Regions from separate parts of the Homo sapiens genome. Here region 2 is linked to region 1. The links are chromatin loops, found by intact Hi-C in ENCODE. Cell type or tissue: PC-3. All regions are shown on one strand. Links, peaks and the distances in the headings refer to the core of each region. The heading gives the core; the rest is flanking DNA.

Region 1 (15,291 bases), core at 4,514-12,513:
AAATATTGGCCAATCTGATATTAAATTATTCTTTTACCGCATACTGCATGGTTAACTTGAAGAAATAGAAAGACCTATAATTAGGTTCAATATCTTATTTTCTCTCTGTTTACTTTTATGTTTAAAATTTTACCATTAGAGATGTGTTTCTTATGTCTAAGACATTGTTATCCCTTAGAATGTCTCCTCTATAAATTACTTTTATGGTAATTGATGCAGTGTTTCTGTATTAGTCTGTTCTCATGCTGTTAATAAAGACACACCCAAGACTGGGTAATTTATAAAGGAAAGAGGTTTCAAGGACTCACAGTTCCACATGGCTGGGGAAGCTTCAGAATCATGGCGGAAAGCAAAGGAGAAGTAAAGTCATGTTTTATATGGCAGCAGGCAAGAGAACTTGGAGGAGTTCAGGAGCTCCCATTTATAAAACCATCAGATCCCATGATACTTATTCACTACCAAGAGAACAGTATAGGAAAAACTGCCCCCATGATCACATTATCTCAACCTGGCCCTGCCCTTGACATATGGGGGTTATTACCATTCGAGGTAAGATTTGGGTGGGGACACAGCCAAACCATTTCCGTTTCAAATGAGGTATTTACCTATATTAATTTATACCTAATAACTCGCTTATCCAGATGCCAGCCTGTTCTCTTGACCCTGTTGGTCCCTTAGTCTTGACCTGGAGTCCACTGATATGTATTCGAATTGGCAACTGTTTACATTCCCCAGAAATAATCACTTTGTGTCCAAAGACTTAGAAAATAATTTTGATTTTGCTTTATATCCCTGACAAGTGAGGGATGTGAACTTGCCCATGTTTTTTATACATTTTACTGCTCTACGTTTCTCCAGAGTCAAAATTAAACCAACACCCACCCTGAGGGTAGGAGTTACAACTAGTCACAGGTGACATATGACTTTCTTGTCATCCTACAGGCCAAATTTTTTATGCTTTGCAAAACCATTCATTTCCAGGTTGTCAGAGAGCCTTATATTGTGCTTTCTGAGTTTTTTTTTTTTGAAGGGGTATGTCAAACTGGTATTAATTTAGGGGTTTATTTTTTAATATCAATGTTAGATTTACTTTACTCTGCCAACATTTCCAAAAGAAAGGCAGTGGATAAATACAAAGCATCATTATTAAGTATTATTACATTGATGTATAAAACACCACTATTATTACTGTCAGTTTGGTCTGCTGGAATTATATGACACTTAAATATTTTAGGCCAGTTATCAATACCTGTGATTTTTGCCGATGCATTTGATGTTTTCATCCTTTAGAACCATAGTTCACTAAGCAGGCAAACTATTTTACGGAGGCAGAGCACAGAGGGATGGAAACTGCATGGGCTTATGGAGATCAAGTTTTAAATTCTACTCTCTAAGCACCGGATGGGGAAGCCCTACCTAAATGGCAGTCCCTGCAGAAAAATGGGCTGCATTGGTTGACCTCATGCTCACCATGACCAGCAGCATAAAATAGCTGCTGGAAAAAGCAATCATGAACTTACTCTAATAAAAATCAATGACAAAGAGAAGAGATAAGTAAACCATCTTCTTTTATAAAGACTGCAGCTATGGTCACATGCTGCATTGGGGTATTGCATTTGAACAGGGTGTTGAGAAAGAGTGACATCTCCCCCACCTGCAGGAGAGTTGAGGCTGTTAAGATATTTAGGCTGGAGAAGAGATCTAAGCAGAATGATGATAATAGAAAAATGACTGGGTTCAATCATGTGATTGGTAGATACATAAGAAAGATGTTAGAATTGTTCTTCTTTTCCAAAAGGCAGAGCAAAGCCAAAGAAAGTGTTGTTTCAGAGAAGTTAATTTTGGCTCTATGAAAAATCCTACAGGTAAGGATAATTCAATAGGAAGTACAGCTACCTAAAAATGTAGAGATCATTTTGTCACTGAACGTAGAGTGGGGATAGTATTATTCATTACCTTGGAGGTGGGCAACGAAATTACTCAACTGGGATAAGTGTGCCCATAGATGATCTAGCTATCTTTAAGATTCCATGGCCTAGTTGGGGAATATTAGGAGAGAGTTGAGTTCAGAGCTGGGGCTTACCTGAAGCTTAGAAATTTCATAGGCAGAGGTCACATGAGATGGGAGAAACAGCAAAAGCAAAGGTTATGAGTAAGTATGAGTTTTCCTGTGAACATGAGGAGAATGATGAAAAGCGCTTACGTGGAGTGCAAGATTCATGGAGAGGGAGGAAGATAAGTCTTGATGTACAGAACATGAGCCTAGAACATTGAGGATACCCTAAGGATTTAGTCTCAATTATATAGGTAACTTGACAAGTTAGTAGGTTAAAAGAGGTTGGAGAAAACATATTTGGATCAGTATTTAAGGGAGATGACCCAAGTTCCAGAATGAACTGAAATGTGAAGTGTGGCAGAGAAGGAGAGAAAATATTAAATTAAGTGAAATAAGCCATCTCTAAATTCACATCTCCATCCCATGAGGAGAGAAGGTCACTATTCTTTGCACTATATTGTATTAACCAATTTTTCATGTCTGTCTCTCACACCATGAGCTTGAAGTTAACAGTCTCTGTCCCAATGACCACTTTATGTGACTTAATAAGTGCTTAATTTGTAATTATTGAATAAGCATTTCAGTTGCAGTGAAAAATGAGGAGAGCTTGGGCATGTGACAAAGACAAAAGCAAACAAAATCAAATAATTTTTGGAATTATGGAAGTAGATCATTTGAAGAGTCTATGATGGTGGGTGGTTTGGGTCTGGAAGTGGAACCTACCCTGAATCTTGGATCAATATTTATTTATTTTTGAGCCCTTCTCCTTTTGTTGTTGTTTTATTTTTTGTTTTGTTTTGTTTTTACAATAAAAAAGATATATATTCCTAAAATGGAATAGAAATAGAATATAACAACTAATGAGGATGCCAAAATGCCCCCTACCCCATATTTTAAAGATTAATCTCCCCAGTTGTGTTGCAAAGGTAGGTTGTGGTCATAGTTGTTTGTTTAGGTGAAGTCATAAATTTTCCCTCGCAGGAAATCATAGCCAGAAAAGTGGAACTGTAGTCAAATAGAAAATGGAAAATTTGTATAGCAGGTGTATGGCTAACAAGCCAAATTCTCAAGGCAGGTGGAGTGGTTGGTGATGAAATATTCTGTTCTACTCCTGAGAATGGAAATAGATCTGTACATGAGTCTAATGATTGCCGGTCCTCCTCTCCCTGATCACCTTCAAGTTCAGGGGATCTTTGGTCAACTGAGACCTCTGTCCAATTGACTGACCATGTACACCCATGGGCTTGGTTCTCCTGTGGTCCAGAAAAGCACCTCTGGACCTAGACAGAGAACCTGTTAGCAGATTGGATCATACACTGAGCTTCCTTTGGACTCAACTTCATGTTCAAAGTTGAATATATTTGATTTATAGTAAAATATTTCAGATGACCGTAGGTAAAGGAATATTGTAGAAGGAACATGAATTAGGAACCAGACACTACTGAGTTTGATTTGCAACTTCATCAGTGTATGAGTATGGAAGCTCTTTACATGTCTGGGACCCTTAACATCTCATCTGTTTAAGAGGAATAATTTTAATACTTAAAGTATGTAAGAGCCCTAGTACAGAAGCCAATTTTAGTAGAATTCTTCAAATTATTGAGTATTTATAATTTAACATATTTATATTGTGTGTGTGTGTGTGTGTGTTTAAATAGTGCACCCATTCTTTACTTATCTTAGAAATGACATCGTACGACTTGGGGGAATTGTCAAAGGTCATGCAACCAGTCAAAGGCAGAATGAAAACAAATACCTCAAGTTTCTTGATTTGCAGGCTTGTACTATTTCTACCCCACTACTCTTCTCCAGCAGATGTTAAGTGACAGCCAGGCCCATAAGAATTTAGATGCTGGCTCTTCATATTTTCTTCACTGAAAGAATTAGCTTCACAGAAATTGTCCTTGAAGGGTCTAAAGTGGATAAAAGTAAGCTTCATCCGAAATGAGGAGACATCTAACAAATTGTCAAACTTTCTGGAACTGTATCTCTTATAGCATTATTAAGAGAACTGATATATTTCATCATTTGTAAAGTGAGTGACTTCATTGTCATAAAGGTAGCACAAACCACCAGAGAGCAGATGTTTGGGTGAATATGGATATTTTATAATAGGTGGAATCATAGTACAGTATGAAGAGTCAAATCATTGTGGGTTTGATTCTATACTTTGGAGCCTAAATGAATTGTATGAATTTGCCAAAATTACTTAACTCACCTGAGTCTCAGTTTCCTAGTCAGCAAAATGGGTATATTATCCCTAATTTAAAATTAATGCAATATGAAATAATGAGCATTATATATCAGACAACAAATAACTAGTACATAAAAATAAAAACATTTTATTATCCTTCTGCCTTTGAAAGATGTTGCTTTAACCTCTATTGCTGACAACCTTTTCTGCAAAAGAAACTCAGTGGCTGTGAAGTCTTCTTAAGCCTATACTAGGAAATCAAATCCAGTTGCCGATTTTACATAGACGTTGAAAGTAAAGCCCCAATGACAAAGCCGGGCAACTCAATATCTTTGGCATTTCTGGTGTCAAGACCTAGCCAGAGCTGTTATGGATGATGTGGGTGAAAAGTCTCCCATTGTATTTTTTATTTTTCAAATCAAGGTCACAAGGGACAAACACATAAATTAATAAAAGAATGCCCTGGACACCCTAAGAAGCCCACGAGGTTGAGAATACCCCAAGCCCTAAGGGCAGGGATACAGAAGGACAGTACCACTCATGAGCTCACATTTGGGCTGGCTCAATGAATGCAGCACTGTTTTTCTGCATCGCTGAAATCACAGCAGGTTTTGACAAATCCCTTTATATCCCCCACTGAAAGTGAATTCATAAACATTTCCCCTTTTGAAGGGAATTTGAAGATCGTTCTATTTTGTGATCACACGTCAAAGTAGGGATGACATTTCTCTTGTTCTTAAGTGAACTGTTATTAGCCTACAAACTAAATCTGTGGAGGGTCTTAAGGGGGGAATTAACATTTCATTTTCAGAAGGTAAAAAAAAAAATGACAGCTTTGGCAGTCATATAGGTTTACTGCCTGGAAGGTAAATGCACCTTGGATCTCTTTTATTGCTGTGCCTGCCAGGGCTGCACAAAACTAATTTTAAGTTGATATTGGAGGAATCTAGAAGACTTTGCCCTTCTTCTAAGGGAGTCGAGCACTAAAGTTACAGTAGCTGTTCTTCTGCTTGAGATTCTGACTGCCTCATAAAGAGAACATGAAACATCTAGACATGATGGGATAAAATATGGGTATTAGCATAGCGTCATGCTACGACCAGGATAGTCCTGTTCTCTTAGCTATTTGACCTGAGGCAAGTAGCTTCACCCCGTTGAGTCTTACTTTTCCTCTCTATAAAATGGGAATGTAAGCACAATGTGATGCCACCATACTCCCACAAGAATGCCAATAATAAAAAAAAATAGATATTGCCATGGATATGGTGAAAAGGGAACACTTTGACACTGCTGGTGGGAATGTAAACTATATATGTACAATGGAATGCCACTCAGCCATAAAAAGGAATGAATTAATGGCATTCGCAGCAACCTGGATGAGATTAGACACTATTTTTCTAAGTGAAGTAATGCAGGGATGGAAAACTAAACATCGTATGTTCTCACTTATAAGTGGGAGCTAAGCCATGAGGGTGCAAAGGCATAAGAATAACACAATGGACTTTGGGGACTCGGGGAGAAAGGGTGGGGAGGGAGTGAGGGATAAAAGGCTACAAATTGGGTTCAGTGTATACTGCTCAGGTGATGGGTATACCAAAATCTCACAAAACACCACTAAAGAACTTACTTACGTAACGAAATACCACCTGTTCCCAAAAAACCTATGGAATTGTTTTTAAAGGGAATGTTGATGCCATCTTTATAATACCTTGGAGGATATATATAGCATTCTGATAAGGTCTAATTTCTCATGCCAGTGAGAAGGTGTTATGGATCAATTTGTGCCCCCCACCCCAAATTCCATATGTTGATGTCCTAAGCTCCATACCTCAGAATGTGACCTTATTGGGGCATAGGGTCTTTACAGAGGTAATCAAGTTAGAATGATGTCATTAGGGTGATCCCTAATCCAATATGACTGGTGTCCTTATGAAAAGGGAAGATTTGAGCTGGGCATGGTGGCTCACGCCTGTAATCCCACTACTTTGGGAGGCCGAGGTGGGCGGATTGCCTGAGCTCAAGAGTTCAAAACCAGCCTGGGTAACATGGCGAAACCCCCATCCACTAAAAATATAAAAAATTAGCTGGGTGTGGTGGTGGGCGCCTGTAATCTCAGCTATTCTGGAGGTTGAGGCACAAGAATCGCTTGAACCTGGGAGGTGGAGGTTGCAGTGAGCCAAGATGCAGCCTGGATCACTGCACTCCAGCCTGGGTGACAGCAAGACTCTGTCTCAAAAAAAAAAAAAAAAAAAGAAAAGGAAGATTTGGATAGAGATACCCATAGAGGAAAGATGTATGAGGTTACAGAGAGAACACCATGTGAAACGAGAAGACAGCCGTCCACAAACCAAGGAGAGAGGCCTGGAACAGATTCCCCTTCACAGCCCTCAGAGGGACCCAACCCTGCCAACACCTTGATTTTGGACTTCAAAGCTCCAGGACTGTGACACAATAAGTTTCTGTTGTTGAAATCACTTAGTTTGTGGTGCTTTGTTACAGTAGGGCTAGCAAACTAATATAGAAGGGGTGATGGATTTGGGACCTCCTTCTGAGAGGACTGACTATAAAATGCAGGGCCCAGAGTTGAATAGGACTCTCCCTCTCCAACCAAACAAAGCCCTCTCCAGAAATGACTGGCCCTTCAGAATACTCAGATTGGGATTTAATTGTCTTAGAAACAGTTGTCATGACAACTGGATATAAAGTTTAGTTCCAGAACTTAAACCTAAATATGTTAAAATCTCCACAAGACATTTTCTTTGACTGAGAGTGAATTAAGCAAAGCATGTGCATGCACACACAGACACAATCTCTTAAAAACATTAAAAAGGGACTATGTCCTCTGACTCACACATCAGTGTTCTGGAATAGGAGACATTCATTACCATCACCCTTCTATTCACTCAACTGACATTTATTCATTTAATTGGCATTTACTGAGCAACTACAATGTGCCAAGCACAGAAGGAAAATTCGTGGCAGATTAACTGCCTACATCAGAAAGCTTGAGATTGTTTGAATATCTGGATTGAAAAGTGGCATATTTACTTGTGACAGGTTAGGGAGCACCATGAGCTTCACGAGAAAGGGGGGCTGTGGCTTGCTCATTCATTTCTTCTTCCCCAGGGATGTAATGCAGTTCCATGTACCTTATAGCTGCCTAGCAGATATTTACTGAACAAATGAATGAATGGTTGAACAAAAGAAAATTCAAAGACAGCACTGAAACCAGTCTGGGATTCTCGAAGCATTAAAATGTCTAGTTGTGGATGTAACATTAATGTTAGCCAATATTTATTGAGCACTGACTATGTTCCTGGCTCCAAGCACTCCAGAGATGATGGTACAGGTTTTGCGTAATATTTGCAAAGCTCTTTGCTGAAGTGAGGCATAGCCTCATTTTATACATGAAGTGAATGAGGCTTTTAGAGCTATCATGAATTGCCTTTGGCCATACAGAAACGCACAGACCTGCATTTGAGCCCAGGTCTGTCCAAATTCAATGCTTGTGCTCCCTAATGTAGCTGCTCACCTCCCTCTTTCTTTAGACTCTGTTGCCTCCTCTCTCCGGAGAAAAGGAAGAGTGAGTGAGAGTCGATTTCTAAATCTATTAGTTGCTCATTTACACCCTCTTAAATGGTTTTCATTAATTTTCATAAATGACAGCACTAAGAAGAAATCTGAAGAATCTCGATGTGTGTTTTGTCTTCTTCACTGTCTCAGGAAACCAGCCAGTGATTCTTTTTTTCAATCTTACAAACAAAAACCCCAAAAAACTAAAATATGATCCATCTACAATACTTTCCTACAGGATCATAATGTAGCTCCCAATGATGCCCCCGCTTGGCAGGATTTTAACACCAATTCCAAAAATGTCAAGGAATGTCATTGGTTTGAATTTACATAATTGATAGAGTAGGGTATTGATTCAGGTTAGTAAACCCGAAGCCTTGAACCTGAGATGTGAGTTAATTGGGGTTAAATGGTGTCATCTCTTGACGGAGAAAAATGTTTTAGCCTGGTTCTGTTGGATTCTGCAAATTATTGCCGCCTTCCCAGTCCCCATTCGAATAAGAGAGACTTCTCTTCTGGAATTGCTGAGTGTGGAGTCAAACTGAATGTAACATAACAGGCTCTTTAATGAAAAAAGTGAGAGTAAAGCAACTTGACCTTCCACTTTAAAGGTGAGTTTTCCGGAAAAAAGTACAAATACTAGATAAAGTTGCTGTGAAATTAAAGGTGTGTCTTTAGGGAGGGGAAGAGGAAAGAGTGACTAGTGTATGATAAAGGCTGACTTATTTTTAATGCACAGTATAAACATTCCAGTGAGTGACTCTCCATGTGTCATGATGCTTGAATTCTGTTCAACATTGCCTATCTGCTGAGCCTGACACTGTGCTGGGCAACTGGCACAGAAGCTGACAATGCTGAGCTAGACCTCTATGATTACTTGAAGGGTTCCAAGACTAATAAAATATGGAGATGTAAAGGAAGCAATCACAGTAGGGCAGCATGCTATGGGGGCACAGCTGCAGTTATGGCCCACTCTGCTTGGGCAGGTGGAGTTAGACTGCTCGCATGGGAAGGAGCCCAATCCTGGGACCTTTGAATGTGGACGATTGAAGTTACCCAGAATTTGAGGAGCCTAGGATACCATGTCAGAGGTGTTTGCATGGGTGAGCACAGCTAGTGTTGGAACTCACCAGAGATTCAGCATGACTGGAATAGAGAGAAACGCGATCTCACAGCACCTTGTCCTTTTACTTCCTAGCCTTTGTCAAAGTTGCAACTCGTTCATTCATCATGATTTTTTGTTTGTTTGTTTGTTTGTTTGTTAGATGGAGTTTCACTCTTATGGCCCAGGCTGGAGTGCAATGGCGTGATCTCAGCTCACCACAACCTCTGCCTCCCGGGTTCAAGTGGTTCTCCTACCTCAGCCTCCTGAGTAGCTGCGATTACAGGCATGTGCCACTATGCCCAGCTAATTTTGTATTTTTAGTAGAGATGGAGTTTCTCCGTCTCAAACTCCTGACCTCAGGTAGTATGCCTGCCTCGGCCTCCCAAAGTGCTAGGATTACAGTCATGAGCCACCACGCCTGGCTCATTGTGATTAGGCTGAAAGCTCCATGAGGACTGGAATTCTAATAGGCTTGTCCACTACTTATTCTCAGTAGCTCAAACAGTGACTGGCAGATTTTAAACAGCCAGTATCAGTGGATCGAATAAGTAAATGAATGTGTATACAGGCATGTCACGACACGAGATCAGAATCAGGCCATTATCATATCATAGAGAGCCTTGAATGCCACTATATAGGTGCTCAAGAGATAGTTATTGAATAAATGAACAAATGAATGAATGAAAATCTAAAAGAACACTAAAACTGCTCTGGAAACCATGAAATCTACAGTGAGAGGGAGATTTTGAAGGATCCTACAGAGGGCATTGACATGGTTTATTTTAGCAAAGAATCACTTATTAGGTGCTTGTGATGTCGGTTATTTGAGGACAAATGAAATATAACCCTATTTGATGAAGATTATAATCCACGAAGTAAAGGGATTTACTTTATACCTTTAAATATTTTGGACACTTCTCTACATGGAAATATCTAGATATTTTTTCATTCAGTGCAATGAAAAACAGGATTTGTACTGAAAATAATTATTTTTACCATCATATGTATATTTTCTAATGGTACAAACCATAGTGAGAAACAGCTACAATTCCTCTATATTAGGGACCAGAAACTATGGCAGGAGGGGCAAATCCAGCCCACTGCTCATTCGTGTATAACTGAGCTAAAAATATTTTTCATATTTAAAAATTATTTTTCAAAATCAAAAAAAGAAAAAAAATTTATGTCATGTGAAAAGCATGTAAAATTCAAATTTCAGTGTCCATAAGTAAAGTTTTATTGGAACACAGCTATGCCTGTTCCTTTTTGTATTATCTGTGGCTGCTTTCTTGTTACGGAGCAGAGTTGCTAGTAACTACAATTTGGCCCACAAAGCCTACAGTAATTGCCATCTGGCCCTTTACAGAAAAAGTTTGCTGACCCCTGCTCTAGATTCACAGTAATTTTTAGTGGCACGATTTGTGCCAGTATACATTTTGGTGACCTTCCCTTAAAGGAGTTCCTTTTCCTGAATCAGTGGTTCCCTGCAAATTAGAATGTAACCACATTTGGGGAATTTCATTTCCTACTTCTCAAAATGAATGCCTTGCAAATGATGATTGATTACACCTTTGATTAGGAAGTAAGGGGACATACTGCTTAGTATGAAATGCAAAGCTATTTAGGTCAGGGCAGCATAGTTGAAATAACAGCAGCTAGGATCAGGAAGCCCATAGTTCACCCTGCAAGCTTGGGCAGCTCACATCCGTATCAGGACCAAAGCCCCCTTATTTGTCCAACTACAGGGCCGAGAAAGCAGTCTTTAAGATTTTTTTTTTTTCCCCTGGGGCTAAAAGTCTGTACTTCAGAAAAGTCACTGTGCTCAGAGCTCTACCTATTCCTAGTAGATATACATTTTACAAAGAAAACACTCATTGACCACTAGATACCTTTGATTATTTACCCATGTGTGGAGTTAACAAGAACTGCATGGGAATGAAGCACAGGCTGGAATTTCAAATCTTCAGGAAGCATGGGAACAATTAGAATTCTGTAGTTCATCTCGTAGCTTTGGGAGGCATTTTGTCTTTTTATCTGGAGGTGGCTGGGGAAAGAAACGTACTTACAACATTGTGGAAGGAAACAGTCAATTTTAAAAGAGGAAGTATGGTTGCAACCTGTAGTTACAACATCTTCACCCCATGCCAATTTCTCTATGCTTTAAAAATTGCAATCTCTTTCCTGCTTAGTCCCATGATTATTCTACCTTAGAGTTTCCTGGCAGAATACTGGCAGCTGATAACCAGGGCAGGATTCAAACAGCAAAAGTGACCAGTGAGCACTCCTGTGTGGTTTATCTGGGCCCCTAAGTGATCGCTCATTGTTCTCCCTTTTTAGGCCAGATTGTGGGTGGGAACATTAGAAAGGAGCTTGCAAAATATCAATGCTTAAGTGACTGTTCCAGTTGTTAAATCATAATACAGCGTGATTTCACTGAAATGAAGTAATTACAGGAGGAAAGAAGAAAAGTCAAATGATATAAAAACAGGTCTTTTTGGATTGTCTAAGTACTAATGCGCTCTCTGATGCATATGCATTTCTCATTTCTGAAGCACTCACCGCACAAAAGGTTCCACTCTGTTAAGAGTGGAGGTTCGTGTTATTTTGGCTCAAGCTCTTATCCCCAAATTTGGGCAAAGATAGCTGCACTTACAAGCCCTCAAACATTTCTCGAAGAGGCTATAATTATTCTAAATCAACACATCTCATGTTTTAATATTTTCATCTGAAATATACAATTCAATCTCCCTGCCCTCCAGCCTTTACATTTAGCAGACAGCATCCTTGTTCAAATCTTGGCCCTCCTCTGTCCCAACTGTGTGATCTTGAACAAATTGCTTCAAGTTTTCAATCCTCAGTTTCTGCATCTTTTTAAAGAAGGATAATAATAGAATACACTTCATATGGCTTTTGTTACCTTAAATATAGATGAAAAGCACTTCCTAGTGCCTGGCACACAGTAAGCACTTACCAGATATGAGCTATTATTCTCTGCCCTTTGGGTTCAGATGTTACTAGTCTGGGAATCTGTCCTTGCTTCCTGAGGGCTGGTAAGGAGGCTTACCCTATTACCCTCTCTAGGCTTTTCTTTCTCCTACCATTATTTTCACTGTTGCATCATTATCTAGCTACTTCCCTCTTTTCTAAACACTGGGTTTCTCCAGGTTTGTAAACCTGTCTGATTCATTTCTCCATCTCTGGCTTCCTTCTCACACAGATACATAGCTCTGGCCAAGAAGTGTGGTTTTGAAGAGGTAAGTATATAAAAGCAGTATGCATTTTGAAGCAACACAATCATGGAAATTACTTGTCTATGGAAACCTGCTGCTCTAAGAATAATAAAGAGAAAAATCCAAAACCTTAGCAAGGAATCTGTATAGCTCCTCCCTTGACTTTCAGCCTCTTCTTAGAACATGTCTACTCTCTGTATTCCCAGCCACAACAGAAATTTTTCAGGACCCCTGGCCACAGGATCTTTGCAAGTGCTGCTCCTGCTGTTTGGGTCTACCACACTTACCTTTCAGTTCACAGCTCAAGTCTTGCTTCCTTGGAGAGCCTTATCTCACCCCTCAGTCTAAGTCATGTCTGCTTGCTACATGCTCTCATAGAAATATGTTTCTTCCTATTTGAGCTCTAATTTCAGTTTTAATTAATTATTTAGTTTTGTGATTATTTTATTAATGTCTATCATTCCTCAAGAGATTGAAAATTCCATGGAAGCAGGAATTATGTCTGTTTTTTGCTGTTTCACATCCTCAGGGTTATGAATAATGCCTAACACGTAGTATGCACTCAGTAAATATTTGTTAAAAATTAATGAATGAAGAGCCAGCATCTTGTATTTCAGAAATGGATATGAAACAATTTTAGTTGCTTGACAAGGCATTCAAATTTTTTATTCAGTTAGTCTAACCAATGGCAGGCTTTCTACATGTTTACCAAGAGACAGGGCTTCACCTGCCTCACCATGCCAGGCTTATTTAAGAAGCTGTATTGCACCATTCCTGCCAATACTGGGTGAGACATAAACTGACAATGATCAAAGATGGATTAAACTCCCCTAGGTGAGAAGTATAGGCTAATGGAGGACTGGTTCTTAAGCTGCCCACATGGCCCTATGCTGACTTTATCATTTTTTAAAAGCTTTTGACCACTTTTTTGTGGGCTCCCCTGACATGTCTGGGGTATCAGTTTAACTCCATTTGTGTCTTTCTGGTCATAGCCATGATTCCTCCACAGACGATTCTGTTGTTTTCCCTCCCATACCCACTCCACTCTTTAGCCCAAACTGTATCTGTTACCTGATTTCAAAGAATATTCCACCTAGGAGAGACCCAGGTCCTGCAGACTTCCTCTGGACACTTTTGGCAGTCATTGTTCCCAGCTGATTCTGCAACAGATGAAGGACGGAGGATAGAATCATGAATAGCAACATCTTAATTGCTGACTGGGTAAGGAACTCAAGGTTTCAGGTGATGGTGGGAGAGGAGAAGCAAGATGTGCTCTCATGCCTTCTTCACCAGTTTACCTGATGTGGTTGAAAGACACCTACACCAATAATCCTTAAAGATCACTCTTCTAAGCTCAGGTATATGATCTGGAAGCTAATTACAGGTATGAGTCCTGCTGTGATTCATTGGATGATCTGAATATTGGTGTCCCCTCAAAAGTCATACATTGAAAGCCTAACCCCTTAGGTGATGATATTAGGAGGTGGGACATTTGGATGGTGATTATATGATGAGGGTGGTGCCTGAATGACTTGATTACTGTCTTTATAAAAGAGGCCGAAGAGAGTCCTCATTTCCCCTTCTACCATGTGAGAATGCAGCTGGGAGTCTCTGTCTATGCACCAGGCAGTGGGCCCTCACCAGATACTAAATCTGCCAGTGCCTTAATCTTGAACTCCCCAGTCTCCACAACTGTAAGAAATAAATCTCTGTTGTTTACAAGCTACTCAGTTTATAGTATTTTGTTATCTAGCAGCCAAAACAGTCTAGACTTGCAGCCCAGGTCATCTTCCTACATCCCCTCACTCACAGCGTACAGTGTCTCAATTTGCAATAGTCTTTTTATCTTTGGTTTCAACATACCCATTTTAAATGAACTGGTCTATGTTCTTAGCTTTTTTGAAACTATGTAACTTTTAACTCATTTCATAAAAAAAATTCCTTCCATCCCTACTCAGCCATTCCTGATTCTTCCACACTCTTACTTTCATGTTCAATTTATATGCATTTTATTTATCCCTAGAAAGCTTTTGATACCTTCAATGACCTGATCTATTTTTCTTCATTCCATTCCACAGTCTTGGTTCAAACTGTCATCATTTTATTCGCTGCAAAAAAATAGTTAATTAGTAGGCATTTTTTCCCATTCTACCACCCAAGAGGCTGACAGTGTCATCTTAAAACAGAACAAAACAAAGACTATACTTATTAAATTGTAATTTCAAGCAATGGGCATCTTCCAATTTCTCTCTCTTCACCTGCCTCATCCCGTGCCCTGAATTAGGTACCCCACCTACATAAAACTTTCCACCAATACCTTCTACAACTCCAGACCTTTGAAAGTACTGCTAACTCCTGATGAGATCCAGCGGCCTTTGGTCTAGTGGAAAATATCCTTTTACCTGCCCTTTAAGAATCAGATTGGCCAAATGCAGCGGCTCACGCTTGTAATCCCAGCACTTGGGAGGCTGAGGCGGATGGATCGCTTGAGCCCAGGAGTTCAAGACAAGCCTAGGCGACATGGCAAAACCTCATCTCTACTAAAAATACTAAAAATTAGCCATGAGTGATGGCACATGCCTATAGTTCCGGCTCCTCAGGGGGCTAAGATGGGAGAGTCACCTGAGCCTAAAAAGTTGAGGCTGCAGTGAGCCATGATTATGCCACTGCACTCCAGCCTGGGTGACTGGAGTGAGACCCTGTCTAAAAATAATAATAATAAGATTTAAAAAATCATATTTTCTCTGAAGCCATTTTTAACTTTCCAGAAAGAATCAGTTATCACACCTTCTGCAAAACCATAACTCTGTACGTAAAGCAGAAATAAATACTTTAAAACACAATGGGATTTCAAAAAGTTCATGGAAAAATGGAATTAAAAGTTACAAAATAAAGACATAAACTTTATTTCTCAACATAAGCTCCACTAGGTGTAAGACACTTTTATAAGCCACAATAATAGCCATTCGGAGCATCCCTAAAAAAATTGAGAGCCCTGGGAATTTAACCACCTCAATGCAATCTTTTTTATATTATTAACTGAAGAAAAATTGACACCCTTTACAGATTTTCTTAGAATTAGGAAACAAAAAAAAAAAAAACGAAGTCAGAAAGAGTCAGATCAGGACTGTAA
Region 2 (15,291 bases), core at 2,432-10,431, 91 kb after region 1:
CAAGGCTCACCTCAGACATCTGCCCCTTTAAGACACTTTCTCTCATCCCTCACGTCGGATTAGACCCTTTCAATTCTGTAATGTTTCTGTGTCATTTGTAACCATCACATCAAATGAGAAAAAAACTCATAGGGTGGACTACCTTCATCTCTCATGTCTCCAAAGCTGGCCCTGTAGTGCAAGGTCTTTCCCTGCTGCTGGACAAATATGGCAAGTACCTGAACCTTATGACTCACTCTCAGCACCTGTGAACAGTTCTCAGGTCAATTCACAAAAAGTAATCTCTCTTCAGAATGTATAATATCCAATCCCATGGAAAGGCCAAACTTCAATATTCTTTTTAATTTGAGATTTCTCTCCCTCACCAGTTGTGCCCCAGTGCAGACATGAAAACTGCAGTTTCAGGAGGAGAGCCTGTGTGTGGACAGCTTCTTCTCTTCCTTCTCCCTCAGTGCTTTGACATCTTTTTATTTCATTTACCGAGGTTCTGAGTCTCATCAGCATGGGATTATGAGAAGAAGCACAGGGAAGTTGTTGTGTGGCTGGTAGTCACGTAGCAGTGTGGCATAGGTGGCGTGCTATTTAGAACTGACTTTCTCCAAAGCATTTGTTTGGTTCTTTAAAGATCCGCCAGCCTACTCTTACCCACTCTTCTTTTGCCAAGAAGAAGGTATCTCTGTTTTCATTGGACAAGGACTTGTTCTTCAGTCGCCAGATACCTAGATTCTCTGCTGGGACCTGTTCAACCCTCCAGGTAGCCCTGTTTGGAAGCAGTCCAATAAGATGCCGTGCCGGATCTCTTTTCCTCTTCTTGTGTGTGTGTGGTGGTGCAGAGGAGCAGTATCGCTCTTCTAAATCATGGTAAGCACTCATACACCATTTGCAGGGTCAACTTTTGGAGTGTAGGCCACCCAACATGCCATTCTCACCTTTGCTCCACTATAAAAGTTTCTAGCATGTATTTTTCTTGTTGTTATGTTTGTTGTTGAGGCAGGTGCCAGACACCAGGCTGCTGTGCCACCAAAATTTCAAGAGACATACATTGAATTTTCAGAGTAGTACTGCCAAGACCACCTGTGGAAGTTTGAAAGAAGGAATTACCTTCTTCCCCTCTCCATTGTGGAGAGTCAGGGACACTCAGTCTACCAACATCTCCCTAAAATCTGCCCCCTTTAATTTCCCATTTTTTTCATGTGATGCAGTCATTTAATAACTAACATCTTAAGTCTCCAACTCTAGAATGTCTCTTGTCTTGAGCAAAGCTTCCCCTTTTAACATTCCACTTTCCCATTATTATTGGTTATTAGGAATTGCTCCACAGCCATAGAGATCTATTAGAAGGAACCATGGCATATGACTTTGCACTTGGTAAACTGTTTCCTTATTTACCACACTGGAGAATATACAGTGATTTAACTCCTTTGCAGGGAAATGATATTAAAGAAGAAAGAAGAAGAAACCCATGAAAGTGGGATTTGAAATAAATGAAACTGTGCAAAGAAGTTTTAAAAAATAGTCCTAGAAACTTGTTAAATATATTTTACAACATGTTCTAATTATTCTATAGCTCTTAGAACCTAATTGGCTGGTATGGTAGTCAACTGTGTTTCATATAATCAAAGTGACATAGATGTTTGGCTGATGGATGAGGCACACTCTTTAATCCTCTTAATAAGCATATTAGCAACAAAGCAAAATAAATTTAAAAGCATCTCGGTAACATTGTATGGAAAGAATTCTAAGTGAAAAATAAATGTCCAGTTAAATTATTGAAATGAGACTATAGTATTAATACCACCTTTATTGAGTTCTCAATCTTAAATATGAACTTCCACAAATGAAACACTGTTAATTAAATGATTGTCATGTTCCTCAAGCATGAACAATGGGGATTTCAGAAACATGACATTCATTCTTGGGAACAGAATTCTAGCCTTCTCTGTTTTTTTTCTCACTAAACTGGCTACTGACATTTCTGGAGCCCCAGGGCCTGAACAAAATATGTACTTAATAAAAATTTACCAAATAAATGATAAATTAAAGAATGAAAGAGTGAATGGATCTCTATGCTGAGCACAGAATGATACTTGTCTTAGCCAGTTCAGGCTGCTGTTACAGAACACCATAAACTGGGTGGCTTAAGCAACAAACATTTATTGCGTATAGTCTGGAGGCTGAAAGTTGAGATCAGGATGCCACCAAGGTCAGGTTATTGGCAAGGCCCACCCTCCTGGCATATAGACAGCTGGCTTCTCACTGCGTCTTCACATGGTGGAGAGAGAGTTCTGGTCTAGTCATCCCGTTACATAATGGTACTAATCCCATCAGAGAGACCCACTCTTATGATCTCGCCTAAACCTAATTACCTCCCAAAGGCTCCACCTTCAAATATCACCATATTGAGACTTAGGGATTCCACAAATGAATTTGGGGAGAGAGAAACTTTCATTCCATCCATAGTACCTACAGATACTGCATTCAAGAAACTGAAGTCTAAAAGAGAAGAGAAGTAAATGTTTTCATGCAAAGACAAGACACACAAAGTTGGGGCCTCACAAATGGAGCTTGCAGACTTGTAAAGCAATCTTTCCCCTTTCAGCTAGAGTTGGTTCTTGAGATTAAATTCTGGCCCTCAAACCAGGGCTTCAGTGTAGAAGGAGTGGATGAAGAGAGCTACAGTACTTAGCTGTGGAAGAACTGACTCGGTACCTCCTGCAGGGCGTAGCTTGATAATGGTGAAGGGATGCTGAAAGAATGGTCTGAAATCCAGCTGTCAGCACATCCAAGGGAAAAACACATGGACAGTAGGGCAAGCAGCTCAAACATGAGGACAGATAAAAATTCATCATCCACCCATTCATCCAACAAACATTAATTGATCATTTACTATCTGCCAAACTCAGTTCTAAACTCGAGGGGAACAGAGTGAATGAAAATAGTCATGGCCTTGCATTTAGGCACTTTTGGGTCTAACAGAGGAGAAAGGCACTCCATAAATAAGTGCAAAAAGAAATGTAAAATTGCAACTGAGATAAATGCCCTGGAACAAATTTTCAGAGTGCTAAGAGAATGTCTAACTGGGTGACTTTGAATTAGCTAGGGATGTCAAGCAGTGGAGGGAGATCAATTTTCTGACCCCCAAGTCTCAACTATTTCTAAGGCTCAATTTAGCAAAAGTGATGCAGTTGGTTTCATAGCCCCTATTTGATTTCCTTCTTTTTTAAAATATATATTCTTCCATCCACATTCACATATCTGTCTTCTGTTTCTGTGTAAACATTTTTTTTTTTTGTGACTTGTGCCCACTGTTGTGATGGTTGATCTTATTTCACAGAAAAGCCATAAGGGATTAAAAAGAATGGAAGAATCAAGACAGGCTTTCATTTGAATCCTAGCTCTGTCTCTTACCTCCTGTGTGCCTTTGAGGAAGTTGCTAAAAGTTTCTGAATCCATTTCCTTATTGAGAATCACTTTTTATAAAATAATTTTACTGCATAAGCCATAGAAGATGAACTTCAGATAGAATTTTGGAAAACAGAAAGGAAATCTACAATCTCATTGCTTTAATGTGCGAATTTTTATCCTTACCTTTTTGCTTTCAATCTTTGCAGGTGTAGAATACACCTGTATATAATTGGTGTATAATCTCAATGTGCTTGGCATTTTGAATTCAATATCCAATGTTTCTGTATAATTTGCCCAATTAACATGGACCTTAGCCCCTGTGACTTTTGAATCTTGCTAAAATTTACATATTGGTTAGAGGAGAAACAATTTCAAAATCTGAAAAGCAGGTGCCTGGAATACTGAGACAGTGACCAGGGATTTGCCTGCATTGTTGGAGGGTATGAGAAGTGAGGTCAGTGGAGGGGCCTCTGGGTGAGGTTTTAGTTCTCCAGGAAGGACAGGGACAGGGAGGGTCAGCTATTTCAGTTCCTAATCGACTTGGGATTCTTCCCTGATTATGCCCCTGCCTTCTCAACAGGAAAAGGGAGGGGTAAAGGTGAAGGGCGGGATACACAGGGCTGGTCTAATTCCCTGGGATAACTGGGGCCTCATTTGTCTAATTCAGGTCTTTCCCCAATTGAGAATTGTGTTATGCAATTGAAAGCAATTGTTTATTTAACATGTCAGGCTTAGCAATAATATAACTAGTACGTTTATTAACATGTAATATGAAGATTAGAAATTAGAGTTTTGAATAACTTTGAAAAATAGTTATTCTCTATTTCAAAAGTAATGTATTATTATTATGAATAACATGGAAATGACTAGGAAAGGTGTGGGGGAAGTGAGTGAAGAGAGGTTGGTTAATGGGTATAAACATATAGTCAGATAGAATGAATACATTCTAATGTTCCATAGTAGAGTATGGTGACCATAGTTAACAACAATGTGTTGTATATTTCAAAATAGCTAGAAGAGAGGGCTTGAAATGTTCCCAAAACAGAAATAATAAATACTTAAAGTGATGGATACTTCCAATATGTTGACTTGATCGCTACACATACTATACATGTAACGAAATATCACATGTGCCCACATATATGTACAATTATTACATATCAACAAAAATTTAAAGAACAAAAAATGACAAAAAAGCATTGATAGAAAAATGAATTACATATACATACATATATGTAAAATTTGCAAATATGTAGTACCTATCATATGTTATGGGGGACCGGTAATTTTACTTCTGTGTTTGTACACTTGAAATAGTTATTGTATATAAATGTGCTTTTATTTGAAAACTGAGAAAATGCCATCTATATAGCTTTTTTCTTTTTTTCCTTTGAAATTACATTGACAGCATTTTCCCCTGACATTAAATCCTCTTAGAGCATAATATCTGTGATTGATGAATTTCAATGCATTATTCTTTATGGAAATGTTTTTAGAATTTTCCTCTGTTGTCAGGGATTTGGTTATTACCAACAGTTCTCTACTATAAGCAACAACATCATGTTGAACTATCTTATACATGCAACTCTACCTGCAATTCATTCTTTGGATAGATTCCAAATAGTTAGATTAGTCAATTTTTAAAAATCGATATTTTAAGGCTCTTGATGCTTGATGCTAAATTATTTTTTGTAAGAATCTCTATTTTCACCAGGAATGTATGAGTGTCATCTCATGGGACCCTTGCCCACTCTGAGAGTGTGTGTGTGTGTGTGTGTGTGTGTGTGTGTGTGTGTGTGTATAATCATCACCAATTTGACTTCTAAAGTCACCTCTCCATCTAAAGTCACCTCTCTCATCAATGGGCTGATTCCCAATTGTTCTTAGAAGTGTTTTTACCATTTGTACTTTTTTTTTACTTTTGTGAGAACTTCATTTTAATGCTACATCCTTATTTGTGAAATATTCTCATCTACTTTCTTTTTCTATCTGAATCACTTATATTCTACGTACTTTCAAAAGGATTTTAAGTCCCCGACAGAAAGAAAAAATGCAATCAAAACACTAAAATCAGGCTAAACAAACCATGACTCACACATGGAATATTGTAGCTTAATAGACACTTTCACATGAATCCTTCCATTTCATCTTCACAAGATGTCTGGCAGGTCTGGGTAATTACAACCCTCCTTATATAGATGTAGAAACTGAGGCTCCTGGAAGGGAGGTGTTGCTGCTGGAGCAGATAGCTGTTCTCTGTCAGCACCAGAACTGCCACTGCCATCTGTTTCATCTCAAACCCACGCTGTCACCAGGTCCAGTCCATTCATTCAATAAATATTTATTCAGAGCCTGATTGCTATATGCCAGGCACCGTTCCTGGCATTAAAGATCCAGCAGAGAACAAAAAAGATAAAGTACTGCCTTAAATGTTAGAATGGAGGGAGGACAGGTGAGGATATATATTGTGCTAAGGAAAGGAGAGGTAGGAAGAGAAATAAAAGGGAGTGGGGGGATAGAGGGTGAGGGGGCCAGGTTGGGGAGTGCAGGCATTACTGTTTATTTTGTGTTCTTTTCTTTCTCTTTAGCACACACAAGACCGCCAAGCATTAAGATTCTCCTGTGGAGCCAGGCTACAATCCTTTAAATGAAGACAGACAGCTAGGTGGCTGCAGCCCAGCGCTACACCTCACCCCTCCCTCAGTGTCATGCAGAAAAAATGTATTCAGAACTCAGAAGTGAAGTTGTGCAAATCCATCATTGACACTAGCTTCAAGGTTACCTCGGGGGAGCAGAATGTACCCCTGCCAGAGAGCTGGATAGATGATGATGGGGACAGAAATTCTGGGGGAGTTGTAAATGGCAGCCACTGCCTCTATAGGAAACCCAAAGGGAACACAGCAGAAGAGGAGGTGGTGGAGGAGCCACTGCCCTCTCGAAGGGTTCAATGTCATTCTGCAGACACAACCAAATAACTTTTTCTTCCCTGCTGCTCCTCCATTTGAAATGACAGCCCCGAGCTCGCTTTTTCCTTGATTGTGTAACTCTGATTACAGACAAGGCCAAGGCAATCCCAGGGCATTACTACAAAGCTAAGGGGTCCCCAAAGAACTAAAGAGTCAGCTCCACAAAAATCCCGATTCCTAGCATGAAACTGAAATATGAAACCAAACGGGCATAGAAAAGGTATGTGCATTCGAATCACATAGCAGTGACTGGAGTCCTGAGCTGTGTCTGAAGACTGTGAGATCACGTTTGGAGCTGCTGATTGGTTTTCAGTGATGGCCCTGTTGCACAGTGCCGTGAGACTTAGCTCCATGGCCAAAGACGATGGTATCCCCTAGGAGCCCTGTGAGGTTGCTGCTGTTCTCTTAAGACACCAGGTAGCCATCTGATCCTCCCTGAGCAAACTAACTGGGCAGACAGGTTTATTAAACCTCTGTTGGTCCGACTTACATGAAACAAGAGAGTTATTTTGTTGTTGTTGTTTTGTTTTGTTTTAAATTAAACCTGTCTTTGGAGCCTCCTGCTCTTAGTTTACAAGTCTTCTTTGCACACTCTAATATTTTAAGAAGCAGCAAACATTAACTGAGGGTCTATTGCATGCCATACATTGTACACTGAGATCAGAAATGCACACGACTGGCTACAGAGGAAAACAGCTTCAGTGAGAGCATCATAATAGCTACCCCCAAGGTCATGATTACTAAGCTCAAAAGTCCCTAAGTGCATACAGACACACACAGACAAAGAACAAACAAAGTTGGGGCCCTGAGTTTCCATGCTTCTTAGCAAGCCAGAAAGAATAAGTGAGCTATGGACCATTGGAATCCCTCAGCCAGTCTTGTCCCATACAATGGCATCACCTTCCCTGCCTCTCTACAGCCAGGAACTCTCAAGACTCTGATTAGTCAGGGCTCCTAAATTCAGTTAGAGCTTCTACTGGTATATTCACTTATTCACTTGGGTACCAAACTATCTATCTTGCCAGACTGTATTGCACTGGTGATACAATGTCAAACATATCAGATACAATTCCCACCTTTGTGAAATGTTCACCAAATTGAGAAAACCAAGATTATATGAGTCCTTGAAAAATAATATCCGTTGTGCACTAGAGAAGTATGTGTGGTTCTGCAGGAATAGGAATGGATAACAGAAATTCTTGGGAAGCATTTAGGGCCCCCAAAAAGATCTTGGAGTGTGTGTGTGTGTGTGTGTGTGTGTGTGTGAGAGAGAGAGAGAGAGAGAAAGAGAGAGAAAGGGGGAGAGAGAGAGAGAGACAGAAAGCAGGGACAGAGTTTGAAGAGGAAACCCACAGTCTTCCACTTAATGGCTTCTTGAGTGAAGTCAGAACACAGCCCCTATTTCCAATGCAGACTCCGGGCCATGGGCTGGCTCAGTGTTGTACTTAGCATAGGAAAGAACCAGGCCCCTTCACCAGGTGCTGCTGACCTCAATCTGGTCTCCTCCACGTGGCTAAGAATGTTCTCCGACACAGGCAGGGGCCTGCAGTCTAAATCTCACCACTTTAAAACATTTGGCTGCTCCAGGCAGATTTTTATCTACATCAAAGAGAAGGAAAAGCTGAAAATGGAACCTGCAGGGGGTGAAAAGGGTGAATGTGGGTGTTGAATGAACACAGATGGTCAGTGTGGAGTTTCACTCCAGAAGGGTTTTGTTTGTTTGTGGAAAGAGATAGGGACTGGGCCACTGCTGCCAGGCACCCCCCCTCAGCACCAGACAGGCCTGGCCCCAGCTGCATCCTCTGTCAGTGAAGTTCCACTCTCCTGGTCTCTGTTGGGCTTTTGCTCCTCCCATTCCAACTTATTTTTTTAACCAGGAAAACATAATGAACTATAGTATCATGTGCCAAGCTAAACATGTTACATGCATTTTCTGTTTTAATCCTCACAACATTCCTAGTTTGGTGACATTATCACTATACTTATTTCACATAGGAGGAAAATCAGAGTTAGTAAGGTAATCATCTTACCCCAAATCCCAAACCCTGTGAAGATCAGAGCCAGGATTCAACCGCAAGGTTAAGGCCATACGCTACACAACTTAGAAATGCCAAGGTTTATAAGGAAACAATAATCCAGAGATTTACCTTTCAGCACAGTGATCCATTAATTTCCAGTTTTTTTCTTTTTGCATGATTTTCTTTTATACATAGTTGATATCTGTTTGTTTACGAATGAGTATAACTTTATATCTTGCTTTTTAAAAAATACACTATTATGGACATATGATCATCAGAAACTCTTGGTAACCATAGTTATGAATGATGTAATAGTCCACATAGTATTGGTACAAAGTATGAATGTGTATATCATAATTTATTCACACCAGTAAACTCTGAGTGTATGTTTCAGCTATTTCCCTTATTGCTTTAATTGCCCTGGGACTATAAATGATGCTGTAATAAGTATCTTTCTATATGCAACATAGTGCACTTATCAGCGTCCAAGAGTAGTAATATGTTAAGAGCTCTTGAGGTAGCTTCCAAGGAAGGCTTGATTCCCTTCTTAATAATAATCATATCTTAGCCATTATTCCCTCAAGTTAAAATAATGGTACCTAGCTTATATGCTTTATAACTATTGGTGTTTCAGTGTGCCTGTGCGCACACACACGTGCATGCATGTGTGGAAAAGAAAAGATAGACATTTACAATGAGTAAACAGCTTTATGCACAGACTGTATTAGATACTCAAGCCAGCTTCTTGAGTCCTCCCCAGTACCTTGCAAGGAAGAGTTTTGCAAGAAAATGAAGCTAAAAATGAAGTAACTACTCCAAGATTTTTTACAGCCAGGGCAATACTGGGCATCTTGAGGATTCAGAACATTTCAGAAGCACAGCCTCCTTCTACCACATCATACCACCCTCCTGAGGGGTCCCTCATAACCTTTAATGTCTGAGTTGCATGTATGAACCCAAAGTGTATGCAATATAAATACATTTTTCACTCTCTTTGTGACAAGTCTGACATAATTTTTTTCTGCATCGATTTTCCCAAATATCTTCATCACGTGTCAAAGATGTTTCCTCTTAGCTACCTGCATTTTTGGCTTGCAGAGACTTGGGATGGCCCCGCCCCCACTTCACACTTCACTTTTCCTTTGTAGAGAGAGATGTAGGAAGGGGGTCTGCAGCCTGCTGTGCTTGGCTGCAGTTTATGGGGAGGGAGGTTAAGCAGAGAGGCGCCAGGCACTGCTTCAATTACACTTTGCTTGTTCTGAGGGCTTTAATCATGACCTCTTTCTCAATAGATCCTTTCAGAAAGGCCAGGGGGAGAATAGGCAATTGGAAACCCTGGTAGTAATCAGGGTCCCAGACCTCCAGTTCCTTGAGAAACAAGGCTGGGACATAAGACTCATTAAAGTGGGTGGGGGGAGCTAAGAGAGACTAACCATTCCTGAAGGAATCCATGTGTTTTGGGGGTGAGGTGGGAGTACACGGAAATCATAAACAACAAGTGGAAAGAGTAGGTGATAATAATTAGTTGGTGGTTTTAATTAGGAGATCTCTTAGGCCAGATGTTCATTGAAAAAGAATGACGACCCCTCCTGAGATATGTAATGAAACTTCAACCCCCACGGCTGGGGAAGGGGGTGGAGATGCAGAATATGGATGCATGAGAGGCATATAGGCCTTTAGCCTGAAGCTTCCTGTGCTGGGGGAAAGGAAGGGGAGGGTGTATGTGTGTTTTTGGTGGAGCCCACCTTCTATCCCTGAGACTTAGGCATTTGTATTCTCTTTTGAGTAGCCAGTTCAGCAGAGCGTGCCTGCTTCTGATTAACCTAAGGAGGACGGCCGGGAGACCTGACTCCTTGCCTGGACTGGGCGGTCTCAGGAATCTGGGCCTCTGTGCACTGTCTGGGACTCATTGTTCTGGGGAGAGAATGGGCAGAGGCATCCTGCGAGTCCTCCCTGGCACTTGCAGACAGCAGGCTTTTGTACCTATTCCTGCTCTAAGGGGGGTGTAACACGTGGTTGGCTGGAAATCTGGTGTGAATAAATTCTGATGTACATATTCATACTTTGTACTGATACTATGCAGACTATTAAGTCATTTACAGCTATGGTTACCAAGAGTTTCTGATGATAATACATCTGTAATAGTGTATTTTTAAAAAGCAAGATATAAAGTTATACTCATTCATAAACAAACAGATATCAACTATGTATAAAAGAAAATCATGCAAAAAGAAAGAAAAAACTGGAAATAAATGGATCACTGTGCTGAAAGGTAACTCTCTGGATTATTGTTTCCTTATGAACTTTGGCATTTCTAGGTGGTGTAGAGGACGGCCTTAACCTTGGGGTTGAATCCTGGTTCTGATCTTCACAGGGTTTGGGATTTGGGGTAAGATGCTTACCTTCCTAACTCTGATTTTCCTCCTGTGTGAAATACAGTGATATTGTCACCAAAGTAGGAATGTTGTGAGGATTAAAATAGATATCTCTTTTTCCTATAATGTGTTTACTCTGGGCCAGACCATGTATTAACCATGAGCTACCAGGTATTAAGTGTCAAACTCCTTAGTTAAGAAACATGGAGATGGAAACTTGCCCAGAGTGATTAATTAAGAAAATAAAATCAATATTTGATAGCAGAGTAGGGTGACTATAGTTAAGACAAATGCAGTGTGCACTGGTGATGAACACCCTAAGTTCCCTGACTTGTTACTATGCATTATATACATATAAGAAAATTTCACATATACTCCATTAATTTGTGCAAATAAAAATAACTTTTTTTAAAAAAGAAAAGAACAGTCATCGTAATAGTAGCTAACATCCCCTGGACACTTTCTAAGCAGCTTCCATGGACTATACCTTTGAAGTCACAGAAAAACACTATGGCATACATCTGTCTAATGTTATTTTCTAGAGATCACTAAAGCTTAGGAAATTAATGGGACTTTCCAAGGCTCACACCATTTGTGAGTGGCAGAGCTGGGATTTGATCCCAGGGAGAATATGTTCAAAGATTGGTCTCTAAGTTTTCATAAAAGGAAGGGGAACAATACCAAGGAAAGGCAAGAACTGCGCAAAACAGCATGGGAGTTGAAGGCAGAAATAAATAAATTCCCTTTGGGCCAGGAGTCAGCCAACTTTTTCTGTAAAGAGTCAGACAGTGAATATTTTATGCTTTCCAGGTCATTCACTTTCTGTTGCAACTCCTCAACTCTACCATTGTAGTGCAAAAGCAGCCATGTATGCCAATGAATGAGTGTGGGTGTGTTCAAATAAACCTTTATTTACAAAAATGGGTGGAGTTGACTGATGGGATATTGTTTGCCAACTCCTGCATAAGACCCTTATCAGAATTTGAGATTGGGAGTGGCTTTGAAAGAGGATATTGCTGAAAATCCTCATTTCAGATTAACTGAGGTTCCTAGAATCCAGGGATTGGATTCCCAGAACTAGTACTTTGTTTATCCATTGATTAACTGGCCTAGTATCACACAGTTGACAAAAGGCAGATTCTGGACCTGAATCCACATCAGTTTAACTATGGAACCCAGCTAAATTCTGCAACTCTGTTAATACAACTGATCGAAATGAATGCCTGGATGGGCTCTTCTCCAGCATGTTCCACTGTTGGACAGAGTTAACAATGGTGAACAACACTCTCTTGCATTTCCTACTGACGTGTGACCTTGAACAAGAGACCAGCTTCTCTGAGAGTCAGCCTTATGCTGCCTTTACCAGATATGTCAGCAAGATCAGGGACTTCACATCCAGATAGATTTTGTTCTGACCATAGACTTTGGGATCTATAGTGGTGAGATCTTAGGCAACTGTAAGACTCTCTCAGAAATAAGGACTGTTGCTTCCTACTCATATCTTTCTAAGAAAACTCCACCACTATCCCTGCCACCACAACCTGCACATGTTGCAAACCAAGGCATCCACGTGAATCACTTTGCAAGCTCATACCCTCATCGTAGTTTATTGGACCTGACCCAAGGCAAACTGGTGTCAGGCCTTTGAGCCCAAGCCAAGCCGTCGCATCCCCTGTGACTTGCACATATACGCCCAGATGGCCTGAAGTATACATTTTATTACCCAATCTGCTCCCGACATTAAATAAAACTCCAAAAATTGGAATCTGGCCCTCAAACCCCACAACAGGACTTAATTAACCTCACCTTCAAGGTGTACAATAACAGAAAAAAGTTACAATTCCTTGCCTCCACTGTGAGACAAACCCCAGCCACATCTCCAGCACACAAGAACTTCCAAACGCCTGAACCGCAGCGGCCAGGCGTTCCTCCAGAACCTCCTTCCCCAGGAGCTTGCTACACGTGCCCGAAATGTGGCCACTGGGCCAAGGAATGCCCGCAGCCCGGGATTCCTCCTAAGCCGCGTCCCATCTGTGTGGGACCCCAATGAAAATTGGACTGTTCAACTCACCTGGCAGCCACTCCCAGAGCCCCTGGAACTCTGGCCCAAGGCTCTCTGACTCCTTCCCAGATCTTCTCGGCTTAGCGGCTGAAGACTGACACTGCCCGATCGCCTCGGAAGCCCCCTAGACCATCACGAACGCCGAGCTTCCGGTAACTCTCACAGTGGAAGGTAAGCCCGTCCCCTTCTTAATCAATACGGAGGCTACCCACTCCACATTACCTTCTTTTCAAGGGCCTGTTTCCCTTGCCTCCATAACTGTTGTGGGTATTGACGGCCAGGCTTCTAAACCTCTTAAAACTCCCCAACTTTAGTGCCAACTTAGACAATACTCCTTTAAGCACTCCTTTTTAGTTATCCCCACCTGCCCAGTTCCCTTATTAGGCTGAGACACTTTAACTAAATTATCTGCTTCCCTGACTATTCCTGGACTACAGCCACATCTCATTGCCACCCTTCTCCCCAACCGAAAGCCTCCTTCGCGTCTTCCTCTCATATCCCCCTACCTTAACCCACAAGTATGGGACATCTCTACTCCTTCCCTGGCAACCGATCACATGCCCATTACATCCCATTAAAACCTAATCACCCTTACCCCACCCAATGCCAATATCCCATCCCGCAGCACACTTTAAAAGGATTAAAGCCTGTTATCACTCGCCTGCTACAGCATGGGCTTCTAAAACCTATAAACTCTCCCTACCATTCCCCCATTTTACCTGTCCTAAAACCAGACAAGCCTTACAAGTTAGTTCAGAATCTGTGCCTTATCAACCAAATTGTTTTGCCTATCCACCCCGTGGTGCCAAACCCGTATCCTCTCCTATCCTGAATACCTCCCTCTACTACCCATTATTCTGTTCTGGATCTCAAACATGCTTTCTTTACTATTCCTTTGCACCCTTCATCCCAGCCTCTCTTTGCCTTCACTTAGACTGACCCTGACACCCATTAGGCTCAGCAAATTACCTGGGCTGTACTGCCGCAAGGCTTCACAGACAGCCCCCATTACTTCAGTCAAGCCCAAATTTCATCCTCATCTGTTACCTATCTCGGCATAATTCTCATAAAAACACACGTGCTCTCCCTGCTGATCGTGTCTGATTAATCTCCCAAACCTCAATCCCTTATAAAAGAACAACTCCTTTCCTTCCTAGGCATGGTTAGTGTGGTCAGAATTCTTACACGAGAGCCAGGACCACACCCTGTAGCCTTTCTGTCCAAACAACTTGACCTTACTGTTTTAGCCTAGCCCTCATGTCTGCGTGCAGCGGCTGCCACTGCTTTAATACTGTTAGAGGCCCTAAAAATCACAAACTATGCTCAACTCACTCTCTACAGTTCTCATAACTTCCAAAATCTATTTTCTTCCTCATACCTGATGCATATACTTTCTGCTCCCCGGCTCCTTCAGCTGTACTCACTCTTTAAGTCCCACAATTACCATTGTTCCTGACCAGGACTTCAGTCCAGCCTCCCACATTATTCCTAATACCACACGTGACCCCCATGACTGTATCTCTCTGATCCACCTGATATTCACCCCATTTCCCCATATTTCATTCTTTCCTGCTCCTCACCCTGATCACGCTTGATTTATTGGTGGCAGTTCCACCAGGCCTAATCGCCACACACCAGCAAAGGCAGGTTATGCTATAGTACAAGCCACTAGCCCGCCTCTTAGGACCTCTCATTTCCTTTCCATGGTGGAAATCTATCCTCAAGGAAATAACTTCTCAGTGTTCCATCTGCTATTCTCAGGGATTATTCAGGACCCCTCCCTTCCCTACACATCAAGCTCAAGGATTTGCCCCCACCCAGGACTGGCAAATTAGCTTTACTCAACATGTCCCGAGTCAGGAAACTAAACTATTAGACCTCTTAGTCTAAATAGACACTTTCACTGAATAAGTAAAGGCCTTTCCTACAGGGTCTGAGAAGGCCACCACAGTCATTTCTTCCCTTCTGTCAAACATAATTCCTCAGTTTAGCCTTCCCACCTCTATACAGTCTGATAACAGACCAGCCTTTATTGGTCAAATCAGCCAAGCAGTTTTTCAGGCTCTTAGTATTCAGTGAAACCTTTATATCCCTTACAGTCTTCCATCTTCAAGAAAAGTAGAGTGGACTAAAGGTCTTTTAAAAACAGACCTCACCAAGCTCAGCCACCAACTTAAAAAGGACTGGACAATACTTTTACCACTTTTGCTTCTCAGAATTCAGGCCTGTCCTCAGAATGCTACAAGGTGTACAGGAGCCCATTTAAGCTCCTGTATAGACGCTCCTTTTTATTAGGCCCCAGTCTCATTCGACACCAGAGCAACTTAGACTGTGCCCCCAAAAAAACTTGTCATCCCTACTATCTTTTGTCTAGTCATACTCCTATTCATCGTTCTCAACTACTCATACGTGCCCTGCTCTTGTTTACACTGCCGGTTTACACTGTTTCTCCAAGCCATCACAGC

What was found. Hi-C counts contacts between places; a loop is a spot of excess contacts. Peaks named below come from ENCODE experiments on the same cell type or tissue, not always from the same donor. Only the 100,000 strongest peaks of a DNase experiment are listed, where the experiment ranks them.
Region 2: it touches region 1 in a loop (4-fold over the local background); 1 of 110 quality-filtered maps calls a loop at or near these places.

Annotation. Positions count from the first base shown.
Region 1 is chr16:65,369,124-65,384,414 of GRCh38, reverse strand. LINC00922 (long intergenic non-protein coding RNA 922) reads left to right here. Exons shown (of 10, transcript NR_174971.1): 3 at 9,089-9,211; 4 at 12,146-12,182; 5 at 13,211-13,379. It overlaps LOC124903780 (a long non-coding RNA gene), which reads right to left. Exons shown (of 4, transcript XR_007065224.1): 3 at 13,230-13,318. Among named protein-coding and RNA genes, the nearest start is that of LINC00922, 200 kb to the left of the region's middle. RefSeq lists an enhancer at 8,236-9,435. In PC-3, for the core only: no CTCF peak of the experiment used is centred there; DNase peaks (open chromatin) are centred at 7,604 and 8,524; H3K4me3 peaks cover 419 bases; H3K27ac peaks cover 3,254 bases.
Region 2 is chr16:65,276,142-65,291,432 of GRCh38, reverse strand. It overlaps LINC00922 (long intergenic non-protein coding RNA 922), which reads left to right. Exons shown (of 10, transcript NR_174971.1): 10 at 5,994-6,931. The region is part of intron 2 of LOC124903780 (a long non-coding RNA gene); the gene reads right to left. Among named protein-coding and RNA genes, the nearest start is that of LINC02126, 110 kb to the right of the region's middle. In PC-3, for the core only: no CTCF peak of the experiment used is centred there; no DNase peak of the experiment used is centred there; H3K4me3 peaks cover 720 bases.